Regions from separate parts of the Mus musculus genome. Here region 1 is linked to region 2. Evidence: chromatin loops called from intact Hi-C (ENCODE). Cell type or tissue: left cerebral cortex. All regions are shown on one strand. Each heading gives the region's core, and the rest is flanking DNA. Links, peaks and the distances in the headings are about the cores only. Region 1 has its middle 100 kb from the start of Gm23195. Region 2 overlaps Cep128 (centrosomal protein 128).

Region 1 (9,053 bases), core at 284-8,283, 400 kb after region 2:
CACGAGTATAGAGAGAAAAATTAATCTTCTAGTCTAACACTTGCTTGGATTCCAGTATTTCTGGGCTTTCAGTATAAAGGAAGAAATGATGTATAAAAAGACATGATAATGCCATCATGTTTGTGGGGTTGTAAGGGCTAAGTGAAAGAATATGAATGGCTCATATAACACTGGAATTTAGATATAACTGAGTTCAACTGTATGGTTATTGATCAGGCTGTTTGGTTTTGAGTCTTCATTCCAATATTCTAACCCATACAATTAACTTTAAAAAAATATCTGTGTGGCTGGAACGATGACTCAGCCGTTGTTAAAAGGCTAGACTTTGTGTGTGTGTGTGTGTGTGTGTGTGTGTGCAGACCCAAGGTTGATGTCGAGCATCTTCTTTCATTGCTCTTCACCACATACAGTACTTTAACTCAGAGCTTACTGATTCAGCTCCCTGTAAGGACCCCTTGACTGTCTTCTGAGCACTGATATCATAGGCAGACCATCACTCTGCCTCCACTCCTGGATCATCACTCCGGTCCTCACCCTTGTGTGCTTCACCCACAGAGCCATCTCCTGGGCTCCAATTTCATGTCTTTATACTTCTAGGGCCCATTCTGAAGGTAGTATCTGCATTATGGAGCTGTTGAGAGAGTTGGGATTTTTGATACTGGGAAAGAGAGACTAGAGCCAAGTACATAAAAGGAGCATTTTCAATGTTAAGTCCCTCTTGATGGAAGAGTCTTGGACTGTTTCATGCGGCTGCTTTTGTTCAATTCCAGTGAATTATTCTCCAGCCATTCCTAGCTTTAACTGGCTTTCCTCAAGTCCCATTTAAAAGTGTGGTGTGTGTGTGTGTGTGTGTGTGTGTGTGTGTGTTTGACAGTGCACATGTGGTGGTCAGAGGACGACTTGTGGCCTATGGTTCTCTCTTTCACCGTGTAGATCACAGGGATTGAACTCAGATTTTCTGGCTTAGAGACAGGTGCCTTTATCCACTAAGCCATCTCACCAGCCTGCCCTCAAGAACCATTTTTGAGGATGAAACTAAAGGAAGCCAAGATAGTAGTAGGTTTAATCTCCCTGAAGTCGTCTGGGCTAAAATTGCTCACATCGCCTAGGATTATATAGGGATGAAGTTCCCTTCATTTTCAGAGACAGACAGAGAAGTCAGCCACAGACTGGGCCCCAGGCAAAGGTAACTCACTCATTTCAGAAGGGCAGAAAGAACATGAAGTACTTGGTGAAGTGGCAGCCTGGGATGGGAAATGAGACACTGCAGTTTGTTTGAGAGCCTGGCAACATGGCGAACCACGCAAGTGGCTGTGAAATGGGAGCCTGCAAAGCCAGGTGTTCCTCTCTTTTGAGGTGTATGAAACCAAGATAGGTAACACTCACTCTGCATGCTCTGGATTCAGAGCTTGTTTTTTTTTTTTTTTTTTTTTTTTTGCAAGTTTTTGGCAAAAGTGGGATTCACTGGTCACGCCCATTCTAGTCTATATTTATTTTGACTAATAAGATAATCACCCCCTGGGGCTTAACTGGTTGAAATCTGTAAATCTCCTAAAAGTGTAATTGCCTATTCATAATCCTTCTTTCCAATATTGCGCAAATCTCATTAGTACATATCTTTTTATATTATTCATGTTATGGAAAAAATTGCTTTTTGCCGGTTGAAAGAACAATGGACAGAGAGAGACCCAGGTGTTTTGCTCGAGTTGTTGGGTTCAAATGAAGGGACGTGCTCAGAACTGGAAGAGATTCCCTTTGCAGCCACTTCTGCCCAGACTCTCGCTCTCTCTCTAGGTCTGCAAGCACTGATGTGGGGCTGGAACATTCCTACAAAGGTGTGGACTCAATTTAGCACCAACTGCGAGTAAAATCCCTCCAGAAGACTTCTGATGCAGAAACTCAGAAAGCCTCATGGTCTTTTCCTTTACATTGCATCTTGAGAGGGCAACTACTGCCTATGATTTATGTGTGTGTTTAGGAAAAACCGAGGAGTAGAGATGATAGGTTTTTAGGTAGAGTTGGTATGAACATCAATGGTACTTTCATAAAGTTCCCTCGACTTAGTCAGTTGACTTTTGAAACATGGTATGACATCACAGCATGTGAAAAAAACAGTTTTGTAGTTTTTAAAGTTACCTTGTTTTTTTGTTTTGTTTTGGTTGAGGAAGAGCTACTAGCAGTCCCAAATAAGATTGTTTGAGATAGAGGCATTTAAGCTGTTGAGATAACTGATTGGGTTAGGCACTGCCCAATAAAACTTACCACATGAGTTTAATCCCCTGGGACACACATGGCCGAAGGAGGACAGCAATTCCTAAAAATTGTTCTCTTGTCTCCACAAGTGTACCATGGCACATGTGTACATGCACACACACACGCACGCACGCGCACACACACACACACACACACACACACACACACAGAGGTACACACATGTGCGTCTGTGTGTGTGTGCAGCAAATATGTAAAGTGTAATAATTAAATAGCTGTAGTACCATCTGCCTCCTATGTGGGATGCATGGGGCTGTTTACTGTTTTCCCTGTGTGTGACTATGTGTGTCTGAGTCTACATGTGACCCCGCACTTTTTCTTGCCTCCAATTTAAGGCAGCGTAATTGCATAGCCTTTTTGGAGAAGAGGAGGATGGCAGTAACAATTCCCCTACTGTCACTACTGCAAATCAGTGTGTACTAATGAGTGAGAGACACTTCTTCAAGTCTCATGACAGAATGCAGTACTACATAATGTTTGGTGTGCACTTTATGTCCCCAAACTTGTCTATGGCCTTCACCTTGAGAGGGCTCTATTGAGCATTGCCTGAGTCAGTAGTCAAAGAACTGGGGAAAACAACGAAGTGGAGAGAGAAACTTAGACATAAGGTATAGAGATGAGGTAGAGATATGGAGTCTGGGCATATCCTTGGTCCTCTGCATGTCTGTACCCTTCTTCCTGACAAGCAGACTAACAACCAGAGAACTTAGCTCAGTCTCTCCTACCGCTAAACCCAACCCATCCCAATGTCTCCAAAGAATCAGACAAAAATTTCTTTAATTCTCCCGCTGCTCTTAATGGGTCTCACATTTAATCAAGGGATCCAGGTTTATTTGGATGAAATATAAGTCTGCATTTTTATTGGTTATTTTAGTTATTTACATTTCATATGTTGTCCCCCTTCCCTGTCTCCCCTCCACAAACCCAGCATCCCATCTCCCCTCTCCTTTGCCTCTAAGAGGGTGCGCCCCTCTTCTCCTGCCCCACCCCTCTAGCATCTCCCCTATGCATGCGTGGTCCCTTGTTTCTCCCAGCAACATGGGCACCTAGTCTGCCTAATCCCATATCAGACCCATTGTGGTGTGCTTTCTGCAGATTCTACTTGAGTACTTGTACTTGGGGAATCTCACTAAGTAATTTTTCTGGGTCTTAAATCAACGAAGGGGGCTCTGGACAGGTCTGCAAAGGTGTTTTCTAGATGGATTGATAGCAGGAGGAAGACCCTCCACCAGAGTGAGTGGCATCTTCTATTGGTGGCCAGGCAGAAGGAAGTCTGAAGCAAAAGCTGTTGCTTTTGCCTTTTTTCATTTCCTTCTTCCATGTGAGTCCATCTGCTCTGTTTTTGGTGCAGCCATGCTTCCCCGACATAAAAATTCAGCTTCTGTGGCCTTTCAATGTGGATAGAAGAAGACCAACATCTCTTTGGGAACCCTGCAGGCCTTTAGTGCCAAGTTGGACCAGCAGAGTCCAATTTTGACCTTATAGATTTGAGCAGTGACTGGGTTCTTAGCCTCCCCAGTATGAAAACTTCTACTGGCAGTTTTCTTCTGGACTATGCCATTTCAGCAAATTTAGTAAATAAAATCTCCCTTCAACTCCCCCCCCCTCTCTTTCTTATAGACACACACACACACACACATACCCTATTATTGTATCAGTTCTGTTATTCTAGAGAACCCCTAGAAAAACCAGATATATCTGATACTTTTTTGTAGAACTGGCTTGTATCTGACCCAGTATCCTTTAGAAACTCTAGAGATATCCATGTTCAGTTCCCAGAGTAGTTATCTTGCAAGGTCTTTCATTTGGCATGGAAGAAAGGAATTTCCTCCAACTTCCCTGTTAGGCAGCAAGGACAAGTGGCGAGGGAGGCACAGAACTAAGGAGAATTCTTACAAAACAAAACAAAACAAAACAAAACAAAACAAACAAACAAACAAACAAAACCTTCCCTTTAACCTCAGCTTTTAGGTTTTTCCTCCTTGAGGAGATTGTTAGGCGAATTCACAAACCCAGTTCTCTCTATTTCTACAAGTGTTGCACAGCAGATCTGAGGCCTTGCTATGTGCGTGTGTGCTATCATCTCCACAGAGCTGTTGCAGGCTCCTTCAGCCTAGAGCTTTAATTTGGCATATTTATGCCCCTTAAGATTCCTAGCACAGTGCCCTGGGGTAGATGTTCAACATATGTGTGACAGCTGATTGAGTGAACAGGGCAGACCTTGCAACCACCCGCTTGCCCAGAAGAAGGGGAAGGACTAGCTCCCGGTAAGCTGTGGACACATTCAGGTCGTCTTCCTGCGTTCCACTTCTCATGTAAGTACTGTTATTAAACTTGTAAATACTCCACAGAAGGCTGGTTTTTGGCAGTGGATGAACTCCTTTTGTCCCCTGTCCCGTGAATATCCTAACTACTTTGTCACTTTGATCTAGGGGGCATTTCATCTTCACAAATGCAAAGGAGCTGGCAAGTGCACAAATGTGTTCTATTTCCTATTGCTGTAAAAATCCATTGCTCTCGAGCCTTTGCCCACCCCCTTTCATGGTAATGTGTCAGCCGCTAAATTGCAGTTACTGGCTGTGGCCATAGCCATAAAAAAAAAAATCGTGAATGCCATGTAGATTTGAGGGTTGCTCCACTAAAGAGTTCACAATGGCTTTACTGTAACTGGGCTAACTAGAACTTGGCAGCGGCTAGCCAAGGAGGGTGATACCAAGTCCCCTCCCCCTTCCAGGATGCTGGCCTGATCTTCTTGTATTTGTGCAACTGGCCTATCCAGAGACCCAGAGCAGCTGGGAGGAGTGCCCCGGTGAGGACAACTCTCTCTGGGTCAGGTTGCCCTTTTTCAGCTTTCTTTTCATAGAGCTTCTCTTCCTGCAATGTGAAGTAGGTTACAGGATAGCTTGTTTTCTTTTGCTAGTTGAAATACAGCATTCGGGGTCATGCTCTGAATAATTTGTGCTTGTTAGAAATGACTGTCATCCTCTTGAAGCAGTAACAAAGTGCTACATTTAAATTAAATTCAGCCAAGCAAGAACATCTTCACAAAATCAATAGGGCTAGGCAGTTCTCAGAGATTTATGAATTTAAAAAAATATTTGTAATATTTCAGGACATAAATCAGCAAAGATATTTATGAGGATAGGAAAGGAGTTGGCCATTGTTCATAAGGCTTTGAAAGCATTTAGTAACATTTCGGGTCGAAAGTGAAAAGATAAGAAAATATTAGATGTGATCATCTTTATTATTATTTATTTTGTATTTGGCAAAGTTTATTCTTTCTCAGTCTCTAAGTGTAGTGTTCCAAGTGCCTCATTTTTGAAAGATAGCTTCATTTATTCATTAAAACAATAAGCCCTCAAGCCCTCAAGAGATGAAAGCCATGTCAAATACATCCTGAAAAGATACTTTGCATAAATGTATTTCTACACTCATTGTCTGCTCTTGTCTTTTTCCTAAATGTGACAAGAAACAGTGGGTGATCAATAAAATGGTGGCCTCATGTGCCAAGTAGAATATTTCTGTCAACACAAAATAATATATCTGTTTAATAATAATCTTCATTGTGTTGGAATGAAATCCTGTTTCTGTGTCCAAAGAGGCCACTCTTTACACAGACAAACAAATGCCACCATCTTTTGCAGTTCAAGACTCTAACCTTCCATTTGTTCCCACACTAGACATGTGACTATCCTGAACCAGTAAACTTAGCTAAAGTCACAGAAGAAAAGTCGCATCATTGATTTAATAATTTGCATGGTGGTTGCTCAGCTCCCCTTAACGTAAAGAATCTTAGTCTAATAAATCCAACAAATAAGTTAATTATTAGTATGCACTGAAAACTTAAGCTCCCAATAGTTATTCAAGTTATCTGTATGGAAAAATCATTATTGTAGACATATGTTTCTGCATTCAGAACAAGTAAGAGATTTTATGTTCAACCAATGTGGCTACCCTACAAGCAAAGTTATTCTTCATTTCAACATTGCCTAAAGCAGTATGTCTTTCTTACTTCTTCCTACTCTTACTATAGGAGTCTTTCTTTGTGTTTTTTGCATGTGTGTCACATAAGCACAGTAGACAACCCTGAGTTATTCATTTAATGGACACAAAAGAAAGACATCTCCATTTCTAGCCATCTATCCCATACCTTCTTAATTCTTTCCTTGTACCTGACATGTTCTATTTACCCCACAGTCTCCAGCTAGCTTGACTTTGAGGAGCCTTGCTTTAAATCAAGCATTGCATCTAAGACAACTTGTGTACTAGTTCTTTATGCTTAAGGCTTTATGTCAGGATGAGCGAATCTTCACAACAGAAAATGGTTTATCCAATTATCATTTTATCTCAGTTCCAACATCAAAATCTTTCTTTCTGACAGGGCTAGTCTTCTGCTAGCAACAGCACTAACCCCGTGGTTCCTTCCTGTGTTAGTAGTATGTCTACTATGATTACTTCTCAAACATGAGCATTGTTAAAGCCGGCAAGGTTACACTTATGAACCCCTTCAGTAAAGCCTTTCTCAATCCACTTTCCCCACCCCCAAATCTGACATTGATCCAATTGCTCTAAGATGGCTCTTTTGGACTTTACACCTGGGATTCTGAACTACTCACATCTGTCACAATATGAATCTATCCATACGGCTCCTCTTTGCTTTCTTTGTGACAATGCCGTATTTATTCCTTCCTTGTATGGCAGCGGACACTTGGTGCTGTTCCAGCAATTTGATGACGTGGGAAGGGAAAGACTGAAAGTAGATGCTTTCATTTTCAGGTATATTTTTGGATTCTGGAGCCTGTCCCATTACCATAGTTCAGAAGATTAGTAGCTTGCTATTTATCACTTAAAAAATATATATGCAATGGGTTGGGACTGATTGGCTCATTTCAGAGTCCTAGAGAGATGCTGGGCCTATGGCCCAATTTTTGCTCAGTTCAGAGTGACTCTAAATGGCAGACCTACGTGCCTGTGGTTTGCTGCCAATAATCCTCAGCTGTGACCTCAGAGCACCCATCTCTTGACATTGAGGCCACTACTTTTGATCAATGACTCTACTCTAGTTCTTAGAGACCTGAACTTAAGGATAATGTCTCTTCGAGACAACATAAAATGTATTGATTACATCATACTTTGCATGCTTAGATGGTTTAATTTAATTCAATGAAATAAAGTATTGCTATCCCTTCTATATCATAATATAAAAATGTAAAGATTTAATAGCTACTCATGGTCATAATGCTAAATTTATAAGACAGACTATTAAAAACTTGGAAAAGGCAAGCGAACCATTAATGGGTTTTCTCTGGATTCTTGAGTTTGAATGATTATCCCATTTGGATTTCTGTCTATGCCCATAGGTATGGGCTCTGTTTCAGAGGAAAGTTCCAAGCTCAGGAAATATAGCCTAATGGCCAGAGCAGGCCTAAGTATCAGCTCAAAAGTCTAAGCTGTTGGACCTGCCCATTTGGCTGAATGACTAGAAGGGTGGAGAGTATGGGTGGGCATTTTATAGCTGTTTAAGTTTGTGGAAAAGATGTATAGTCCAACAAGGGATGTATCTGTGGAACATAGGGGCAGTTCAGCTGCCAGTAAGTGCGAAAGTCCTCAGGGAGGCAGAGTCTTGCTGGCATCTGTGTGGAACCTTTAAGTTAGAGAGATTTGCTTACCAGAGCTCCACATTTTGAAAGATTTGAAAGATTGAAAAGATGAAAGACTGCCTTACTTAAAACTACTGTTTGGAGGGGATGAGAACAGGATTGTGTCACATAATGATAAGCTAGATATCAAGTGTGTGAGTCAGCTTTTTGTTGCCATAACAAAATACCGGAGATAATCAACTACTAAGACGGAAGTTTTAGTTCATGGTGGATTGGTCCTGTTGTTTTGGACCCATGGTAAGCCAGTATGAGTGTACTTACACACACTGCTCACAGCACACTGGGAGTGTGGGGTGAGCAAAAAAGGGAGGAAGGGATGGGTCTCATCTGTGAGAACAGGCAGCTCTGTCGTTGCTGTTCATTGTTATCTTCGCAGGGTACAAACAGTGCCTATCACCAGGCAGACACCCAGCCAATATTGCTGAAGGACTAACTGTGGTACCAGTGAAGAAGAGCTGACTAGAAGCAATGGGTGGTGCTAGGAATAGGAGAGGAGGCTGAGGAATGGGGGCCACTTATGTTTTTAGAAACTCAGACAGCCTAACTATAAGCATGTGCCATAACTATTTGCAGGACTGTGTGGCATAGAGATGCATGCAAAAATGGATACTTTGTAAATTCAAAATTCATGAGTTATGATTATCAGATGACATACTCCAAAAAAGATGATGTTGGATGGGATCTTAGGAAGTTCATAGAATCACCTAAAAGATCTGAGGCAAAAAGATCATTGCAAGTTCAAGGACAGCCTGGGCTACACAGGGTAATGCTGTCTCAAATAAGCAGAGAAGATGTATAATTGATATTAAATCCTAATTCGGGAACAAAGCATGGAATTCAAGATTGTGCTGCTTTAACCCACATTGGTCTTGAGCCTGAAATATCAGAGGCAGAAATATCAACCTCAACCATCACAGAATTGACAAATCTTCCTCTAGAGTTGCTGGGTAAAGGGGGAAGAATCGGAAATCTATTGAGTCTGAGACACTGACTCCCTATTTGTATAGGGTATCCAGAGGTCAAAGAAGGGAGACGATCACAATTTTTGTAATATCCTTTGAGTTGGAAATTATGATCCTGTGGTTGGTTTCTCATTATAAATGTCCGTAAGGTTAATACTAT
Region 2 (9,053 bases), core at 439-8,438:
TCCATAGCTGGAAATGGGTTCCATTTAATTGAGTTGTTGGCCAAAGGGGCCTCATGGAAACCCCCAACACGGGCTATTGTTCTTCACAAACTGATAAGGCTCTGTTGCTGAAGACAACACTGGCATAACTCAGAACACCAAGAGGCTGAGCTGATGCCTGCCTTGAGACTTCACCCCTTGTAACTAGTGTTCCCAGTAATGGCAGGTACAGTGAACTCGGAAAAGAGAAAAGTAAACTATAAATCTTCCATCTACAATGGTGGCCTGTAAATACACTGGTCATAGTGGCACAAAACTTGGTGTAGTAAGCAACCAATATCTGATTGGATTTAAGGCTCACACCACAAGATGGAACCCCCGTAGCCAATGCTGCACAGGTGATCAAGAACCTGAGACTGGATAGGCCAGGGACGTAGGGGAAAACGAAATGCTACTGTTCTGCTGAAGGGACGTAGCAACAAATTGTGCCATAAGACATTCTGCTGCACTCATAGATCAGTGTCTTGTTCACTCATCAGCAGAGAAGCTTCCCCTTGCACTAGATGAGAACAAATACAGAGAACCACAGCTGGACAGTGTGCAGAGAGTAGCCCTACATGGGCTGTCTTCATCAAAGCCTTCCCCTCAGGGCTCAGAACTCTGCAGAGGAGAAGGTGGAAAGACTGTGGGAGCCAGAAGGGATGGATGGCTCAAGGAAACAAGGCCGTCTAAACACGACAGGACTGAAGCACGTATGAACTCACAGAGACTGGCAGCGTGAGAAGGTCTGAGTGCTGAGAGGGCAAGAGAACACAAGCCCCATTCCCAAACCTTCAATTGATAGCCGCTCCCAAAGGAAAAACTGACTTTGTCCGGTGGACTCCTGCTGGGGATACAAACCATACCTGAGGGCCGGCCCAGTGCCCAGCAGTAGGGCGAGCAACACGGAAGCAGCACAGTGGCAGGGTTGGAGGGTCTTGTCTCAGGGTGCTCTGTCACAGCTTTCCTTTACCTTTAGGTCTCTTGTGTATATATTATTGCTTCCAGTTTTGCATTTGTATTATCTGCCTATATGTTTCTTGTGCTTTTTCTTTGGCACTTTTTCTTCTGTTATTTTTACCTTTTTAAAAATTATTATTTAGATGTCTGTTTTTTAATAAGAGAAGGGGAAACAAGGGTGGATTTGGGTGGAAGGGCATTGCGGAGGATCTGCGAGGAACTAGGGGAGGGAAGACCGTAATTAAAATATATTCTATGAAAAAATGTATTTCCAGTTAAGAAAACAAAAACAAAAAGAAAAGAAGCAAGGTTACATTAACCTTAAAAAGAGAGTTTGGATAGGGTTCATCTTTACTTTTTCTGGTTCAGTTTAGGAGAAATGTCAATTTCTTTAATGTTAGTAAGAATGCGAGCATGAAGTCATTTGTTCCTGCTCTTGTTTAGATGGCTGCAGACTTGGTTTATACAGCGTATTGATTTATAAAGCAGCTATAGTCATTAGTATTATTAGATATACCTTTCCCACTTTCATGGAAAAAAAGACCTATGACCTGTTCTATTTTAAAAAGATTGTTCCATTTTATTTTCTAGGCTTGGGCATTAAATGTGTTTCTTTAAAAATAAATACTTTAAATTTATCACCAAACTATGTTTTGATGTGCTGTTCTCTTAGGATACTTTCCTTCTAAATCCATTATAGTGACTATTGCAAATTTCTCTATGTCTGTTTGGAATTTTCAGCATCTCTTTATATGCATATGTGTGTGTGTGTATGTGTGTGTGTGTGTGTGTGTGTGTGTGTGTGTGTGTGTATGTATGTGTGTGTGTGTGTATATATATATATATTTTTTTTTCCTCCCCTCAAGACAGGGTTTCCCTGTAGCTCTGGCTGTCCTGTAACTTACTCTGTAGATCAGTCTGGCCTCAGACTCACAGAGACCCACCTGCCTCTGCCTTCCAAGTATTGAGATTAATGGCATGCGCCACCACTGGCCAACCATAGTTTTTAAACCTAGCTTTAAAAAACAAAGTATTTTTAATTTTTTTTTTTTTGGAATTTATTGTCACTTGCATTTGGACCTAGTTCCTTGGTGTTTTGGTCTCATGGTTAAGGACTCAATAAAACCAGTACCTGATTTTCTCCCTTGCTTGGGTCCAACATTTTGTGTGTGAATCTGTAGGAGACACAGATACTTATGTAAATTGTGTAGGTCTCATTTGTCAATTTTGTTTCTATTCTCCTGTATTCCTATTTAATATATCAGGCTCAATTTACCTCCGTAATTTTTGTCAGTATTGCCTTTTTTAGTTGGTGTTTGTGGTTTCTTGAATATTTTAATATCACAGTCAGTTGTTTTTAAAAGCTTACATAGTGGTAGGTTGTTTTTATTATAGTTGTTGTTGTTTTTGGACAGAGTCTCACTGTGTAGCTCTCTTCTTGAACTCGCAGAGAGCTGTCTCCTTGTACTTATATCTCTGGAGTGAGTGTTGGGATTAAAGACATGCACCACATGCCTGGCTCTTAGTGAGTTTCTATCAAGGTTTCTGTATTTGTGCATGCTTTTTGTTTTCTTTATTTTAATCTTTCTTCCCACTTTCCTCATAAGAACTTTACCACTGGCCTTAAAGCAACCTCATTAGGTAAGTTCAGCCGTATTGATATGTTGGAAATGTTATTATCTGTCATCTTTTTTTCCTGCTACCCTTTTCTATGGATTGTTTTGCAGTTTTAGATTATGACTTTGCAGTTTTAGATTGTTTCCATCTTTAATGGATGTTACACATTTTTAACAATGTCTGTACATGGCAACATTTAGAATATAAATAAATAAAATCATTTGATAAAAAGTGTGTGTACATTTGAGTGTGTCTGTGTGTGTGCGCGCGTGAGCAAGCACATGCAGGTGTGCCTGCACATGTGTGTATATTTGGAGATCCAAGGGAGTTTCAGGTGTCATTAATCACTGTCCACTTTAGTTTTGGAGACAGGATCTCTTTCTGAACTTAGAGCTGACCCATTCAAGAGTCTGGTCAGCTAGCAAGCCCTGGAAATCCCAATCTGACCTCATCGGTAGCTATAGGCATGTGCTGCTGAACCCGTCTTTCTTCTGAGTGCTGTAGGGAATGTATCTCTGTCTGTATGTTCATGTGAGCACCTGACCAACGGAGCCATCTTTCCAGCTTTAGTCTAAAAACTTAAGCTTACCTACTTGAATATGCTATTCTGCAAAGCTGCCTTAACCAGAGTGGTTTTTCCTATCTTATCGGGGCATTCATTCATTCATTTACATTCCAGTTTAGCGAACCTGACGTTCTTGCCATCATCAGGTAGGACTTTGTACACTTCCTCTCTTTCTAACATAGCCTCCCAGTGCCTCACTCTTGAGTGCCATGGCATATTACACAAACTGTAGCCGCTGCTTGCTTGCTTGTGTGGTTGTATGTCTTCTTCCCTAGAATGTGGTTTCCTCTGCCAAACACCAGGTCACTCCCGTCTACTCTTGTCCTGGGACTCCAAGTACCAGGTCATTCACGTAGTATGCTGTTATGCTGCCAACAGCTGCTGAGCAGATGAGCGTTATTTTCAGATGTAAATGATCCTTGCTGCATGTAACACTTTGGGAGAGACGATCTCCATTAAGAGGCTTTTCCAGAGCAGGCGAAGGTGAACTCTACTTCATTGAGATTTAATATGAAATGGTTCAATGTCAGAGCTAGAACCCTATGAACATAATCAACCACAATTTAATATTATATAAATAACACGATCCCCATAGCAGGCTGCTAGACCTGACATTATATTGACGCTCATCTATCTGAAGTCTCATGCTATTAGGAGAATTGTTTGCTATTTCAGTATGTCATAGTAGTTGAAAGCTTAGAATGGAGTTACCCCAGGTATATGGATTCTACAAGTAAGACCTCTTTGGTACAGTATTTGTGGGAGATCGTTCAGTTCCAAGATTGTAGATAAGATGGCACAAAGACTTGTTTCTTCTATAGTTCAACGGCAGATCCCAAGTAGATTCTGTTTTGGAACACTATCTAAATAATGGACAGTCTTAACACATAACAAGGCTAATCTGGAGTTCTTGATCTTGCTGAGACTTCAGACGTGTGCTCACCATGTGGGCTTCGGAATAAAAACGTAAGGGACCTTGGATACAGTTCTGTTCTTTTCCTTAGTGTTTTTCTTTTTTTTCCTGAATGTTTCAAATGAAAACTTTCATGTCGTTTGTGTCTAGTGTTTTAAATTTAGTTGATAAAAAACGGTGGTAGGATAAACGCTGGCTAAGGACTTGGTGTATTGTTTTTGACCACTAGTCGTCAGTATTGAACCATCAGTAGGCATTATTTCTTCAAGCTCCAGGTTGGCTTAAGATGGATTCCCTACAGACTATACATCCCAGCTCTTAGCATTTCTGTAAACTGTCCTTGACATCAGTCTCACAATTAAAAACAATATCATTATTTGTCATTTTAAAATTGAAACTGTATAGATTCACACTGTTTGGAAAAATTCAGGGATTACATATGCTACGTGGAGTCTGGAGCTCACTTGTTGCTGCTTTAATACTCCGGATCCAGGCTTCCCTCACTCCCTGCCTCCTCCCATCCTTTCCTTTATGAAGGAGTTAGTCTGTTTAGTTGCAGAAAGGCGGAGACCAGCTTTTGATATGAGAGTTAATTTTATATATATTCCTGATTCTTTTCCACTTTAACGTGTCCGAGCTTTAAGCCAGCATCCTAGACACCCCTGTTTTCTATAGTCGCATCTCACACGAGCCTTTTCCTAACATTGTGTCTTTCTCTTACTCATGACCCCTTTTGTACCTTGTACCATTTACCTTTGTTCCTGTAATTAGCACTGTTCAATTTTCCTTCAGTGAGTCTCATTTTTCCTTGATAAACAGACATGGTTTACTGCTTAGTGCATTTAATTGATTTCTATTATTAAGATCTGTTAATTCTTTTTGTCACATACTGAAACAGGTTCTAATTATTGCTCAGGAGGGGAGGAACAAATTATTTGTAATCATCGTCCATTTGCGGTGAAGCTTTCAAGCCCTGTTCAGAGCTGTAAGGTTCTTTACTCAATTGATGGAGCTGGGATGGGAGAAAGCACACAGGCTTAGAACGTGTGACCTGAGAATGAGGTTTCCATGGCCTCTCCGGCCACGCTTGGATGAGGATCAAGTCACACTGATGTTGACGCTCACAGCGCAGTGTCTGCACAGACTTGGGCCCCGCAGCTCTGCTCTCCCGTTCTTGCCCCCTCTGACCTACGGGCTTCTTCAGAAGGCGCTGGAGCTTAATTTTTGTGTGTCTTTCATCCAAAGAAAGACAAGAAACAGACCATGCATCTTCTAAGGAAGACGGATAATCATCCTGATGTTAGATGCACTTTTAAGTGTTGAGAACTGAGTGTCTGCTGTCTTTGTTGTCTGTTTTTCTCTCATTCTTCACACCTTGTCAACTCTGATTTAAAAATAATTATGAAAGTTGGCTCTATCGGCTTTGTAACTGCTACTGACTGTTGCCTCTGCTGCTGTCTTCTGCTTGTGCAAACAGAGAAGGCCGCTGGCCTCAAGTCTTACCTCTTTGTCACCTGCGTGGCATGCAGATGATGTCACATTCTTCTTTTGTCACAGTTACAACAAATTTAAAAGCCTCACACTAAAAGTCCCTTGAATCTGGTTCCTGGTTTCTTCTCACTGCAGTGTTCAGTTATTCTCACCCTCGTGAATGGTAGGACAGTTACAGTGACCTCAGGCCAGCATGATGGCTTAGCGGTACAGATGCTCGGTGTAAAGTGGGATAACCTGATTTTGGTCTCCTGAACTCATATGGTGGAGAGATGGCCTTTGCAAGTTCAGTCATGTTCCCACAGGGAAGTCAGAGCCATCACTGTCACGTATGCTGGGCTTCTGCCCTTCTGTGGGCATGCTCTGCACTTTCTGCCTTTGGACTTTTGTACTTCCTGTTTTCAGAGACATGAAGTTGATTTTTGAAATAGTTGTGTGGCTTATGCCTGCCTTTCCTTTCGAATGCTACTTCAGAAAGCCTTTAGTAACTATCCAAGAAAAATGCCCTCCTTCCCTTCTGAGTTTGTTACATTTATTTCTTTTTTCTTTTTTCTTTTTTTTTTCTTTTTTCTTTTTGGTTTTTTGAGACAGGGTTTCTCTGTGTAGCCCTGACTGTCATGGAACTCACTCTGTAGACCAGGCTGGCCTCGAACTCAGAAATCCGCCTGTCTCTATCTGTCTCCCAAGTGCTGGGATCAAAGGTGTGCCACCACGCCCGGCTATTTCTTTTTTCTTTAACAATACTTTTCCACTATTGTCACCTTTCTGTCCCCTAACCAGCCTTTGAGGGTGGGCTCTTCATGGCTTCTGCTTATGGTCCTATCTCAATTCCTATAACAATGCCTGAGGAATAGTAAGTCCAAGCTAGGTGTTCATGGAATGAATGAATGAATGAATGATTGATTGAAAGAATGAATGCTGTATCCAGTATCCTCAGAGTACCACTTAGTATGATATTCATTTGGCGAGCACTGTCGTATGCTATGTCCTGGGTGCTGTGTTGGCAGCCATGGGTTTAACATTACCTATGATACTGCCTTGCCTTTGGGTCCTCTTCATACATTTTGTAAGGCAGTATTTCTAGGTATGCACGGGCTGTAGAGGACACCGGAGGGCAAAACGTTATTGTTTTGGGCCCTTTGTGGCAACGCTTGTGCTTGGGAGATCCCATATTTCTGCTGGGGCTTAGTATTTTCCAATTGGTCTGGGGAGTGTTTCTGTGGGTGTGAGTTGTGCCCCTCGATTATTTACTGGCTACTTACTTTGTGGAACACTCTTGCTCCGCGGCTTGAGGACTTAAATCCTGACAGCCATGGTTCTGATTCCCACCACTGCCCTTTCTCTTATCAGTTTACTTCATGGTAATTGTTTTTCTCGCTCTTCAGTGTTTGTTACCGTATGGATTATTTTATTAATTTTTTTCTGGCAAAGAGGAAAGTGCTGTTCGTAGCAAGGGTTATGAAAGAGTCGTCAATGTCAGCACACTGATAAAAAGGAAATGATGGACAACAGGGCTCAGCTCCTAGGGGCATTATCCTGCAAAGGTGTCTGACCCCCAGCTTAGGCACAGCTTATGATGAGCAGGTCCCACTTATGCTCTGAAACAATTCTAATTTTTTTTTTTTTTTTTAATTGTAAAACAGTTCCCCTAGACCTTCCGGAGCAAAGTCAGGAAAGGTCTTGGAGACTCTAGGATAAACTTTGTTACAGATTTCCATTTCCATTCAGGGAGTCATGGTGGTTCACCAACATCGTAGACAGTGTGTGCAAGCCATTGAAGCCCTAGGAAATGCTGCCTATATTAAAATGTTCCACTGATCAGACCTAGTGTATAGAAGTGATAAGGTACAAGCTGAGAGTTTAGAGCTGTGTTGTCAGCTCAGAAGCTGCGGCATGGCTGTTGTCAGCTGTTGGATTCCTTAAACAGAGCAGTTTTGTGAGCTGGTGTGTAGTGTAAGCTGTCCCAGAATACCTGTCACCTCTTTTTGATATGAACGACAGTTAAGTTCCAATTTTCTTAGGCCTTCACTTTTTCTTTTTCTTTCTCTGTCCAGGAACTCACTCTGTAGACCAGGCTAGCCTGGAACTCAGAGATCTGCCTCCCAAGTGCTGGGATTAAAGGTGTACACCACCACTGCCCAGCTGGCTTTTAGTTTTTAAGAAAACCTTATTCAATCTATTAGTTATGAAATGCTGGCTTCTGCTCCTCCCACTTCCTCATTTCAAATGTCTTTCTCTAAAATTCTGTAGTATATATTAATTTACACTTTTTAAGAAGTTTGAAAAGTGTGAGTGTGTGTATGTGTGTGTGTGTGTGTGTGTGTGTGTGTGTGTATGTGTGGTAGGTCTTCTAAGGTTGATTAATGTGGTTATAACTTCCTCCTTCCTACTCCATTAGGAATAACTCTTCATAGGATCTAAACACTCTTCTGGTTATTCATACCTCTGGGATTTTTTGTTAAATTTAATTTTACTTGTAATTCATTTTTCACACTCCATATTCCATTCCCTGCCCCTCCCCTCCCACCCTCCAACTGCTCCATATCCCACACCTCCTCCCCACCTGACCACTAAACTCCCTGGGGCCTCCAGTCTCTTGAGGGTTAGGTGCTTCATCTCTGGATGAACACAGACCTGGAAGTCCTCTACTGTATGTGTGTTGGGGGCCTCATATCAGCTGGTGTATCCTGTCTGTTTGGTGGTCCAGTGTTTGGGAGATCATGGGGGTCCAGGTTAATTGAGACTGCTGGTCCTCCTATAGGATCGCCCTTCTCCTCAGCTTCTTTCAGCCTTCCCTAATTCAACAACAGGGGTCAGCTGCTTCTGTCCATTGGTTGGGTGCAAATATCTGCATCTGACTCTTTTAGCTGCTTGCTGGGTCTTTCAGTGGGCAGCCATGATTGATCCCTTTTTGTGAGCACTCCATAGCCTCAGTAATAGTGTCAGGCCTTGGGACCTCCCCTTGAGCTGGATCCCACTTTGGGCCTGTTACTGGACCTTTTCTTCAGGCTTCTCTCCATTTCCATCCCTTTAATTCTTTCAGACAGGAACAGTTATGGGTCAGAGGTGTGACTGTGGGATTGCAAGCTGGTACAAACACTCTGGAAATCAATCTTGAGGTTCCTCAGAAAATTGGAAGTAGATCTACCTGAAGACCCAGCTATACCGCTCTTGGGAATATACCCAAAAGATGGCCCACCATGCCACAGGGGCAAGTGTTCCACTATGTTCATAGTGGCCTTGTTTGTGATAGCCAGAAGCTGGAAACAACCCAGGTGTCCTACCACAGAAGAATGGATGCAGAAATGTTTTTATACAATGGAATACTACTCAGCTATTAAGAACGTGGACATCCTGACTTTTTCAGGCAAATGGATGGAACTAGAAAATATTATCCTGAGTGAGGAAACTCAGTCGCAAAAGGATATGCATGGTATGTACTCACTAATAAGAGGATATTAGCCAAAAAACAAAACAAAACAAAACTAA

Evidence for each region. Peaks named below come from ENCODE experiments on the same cell type or tissue, not always from the same donor. Only the 100,000 strongest peaks of a DNase experiment are listed, where the experiment ranks them.
Region 1: a loop joins it to region 2, with 2.3 times the contacts of the local background. A loop is called at or near these places in 6 of 42 quality-filtered maps.

The regions. Positions count from the first base shown.
Region 1 is chr12:90,911,976-90,921,028 of GRCm38, reverse strand. No RefSeq gene overlaps it. Among named protein-coding and RNA genes, the nearest start is that of Gm23195, 100 kb to the right of the region's middle. In left cerebral cortex, for the core only: no CTCF peak of the experiment used is centred there; a DNase peak (open chromatin) is centred at 4,878; H3K27ac peaks cover 776 bases.
Region 2 is chr12:91,309,659-91,318,711 of GRCm38, reverse strand. The region is part of intron 10 of Cep128 (centrosomal protein 128); the gene reads left to right. Among named protein-coding and RNA genes, the nearest start is that of Cep128, 70 kb to the left of the region's middle. In left cerebral cortex, for the core only: a CTCF peak has its summit at 4,301; DNase peaks (open chromatin) are centred at 4,317 and 4,545.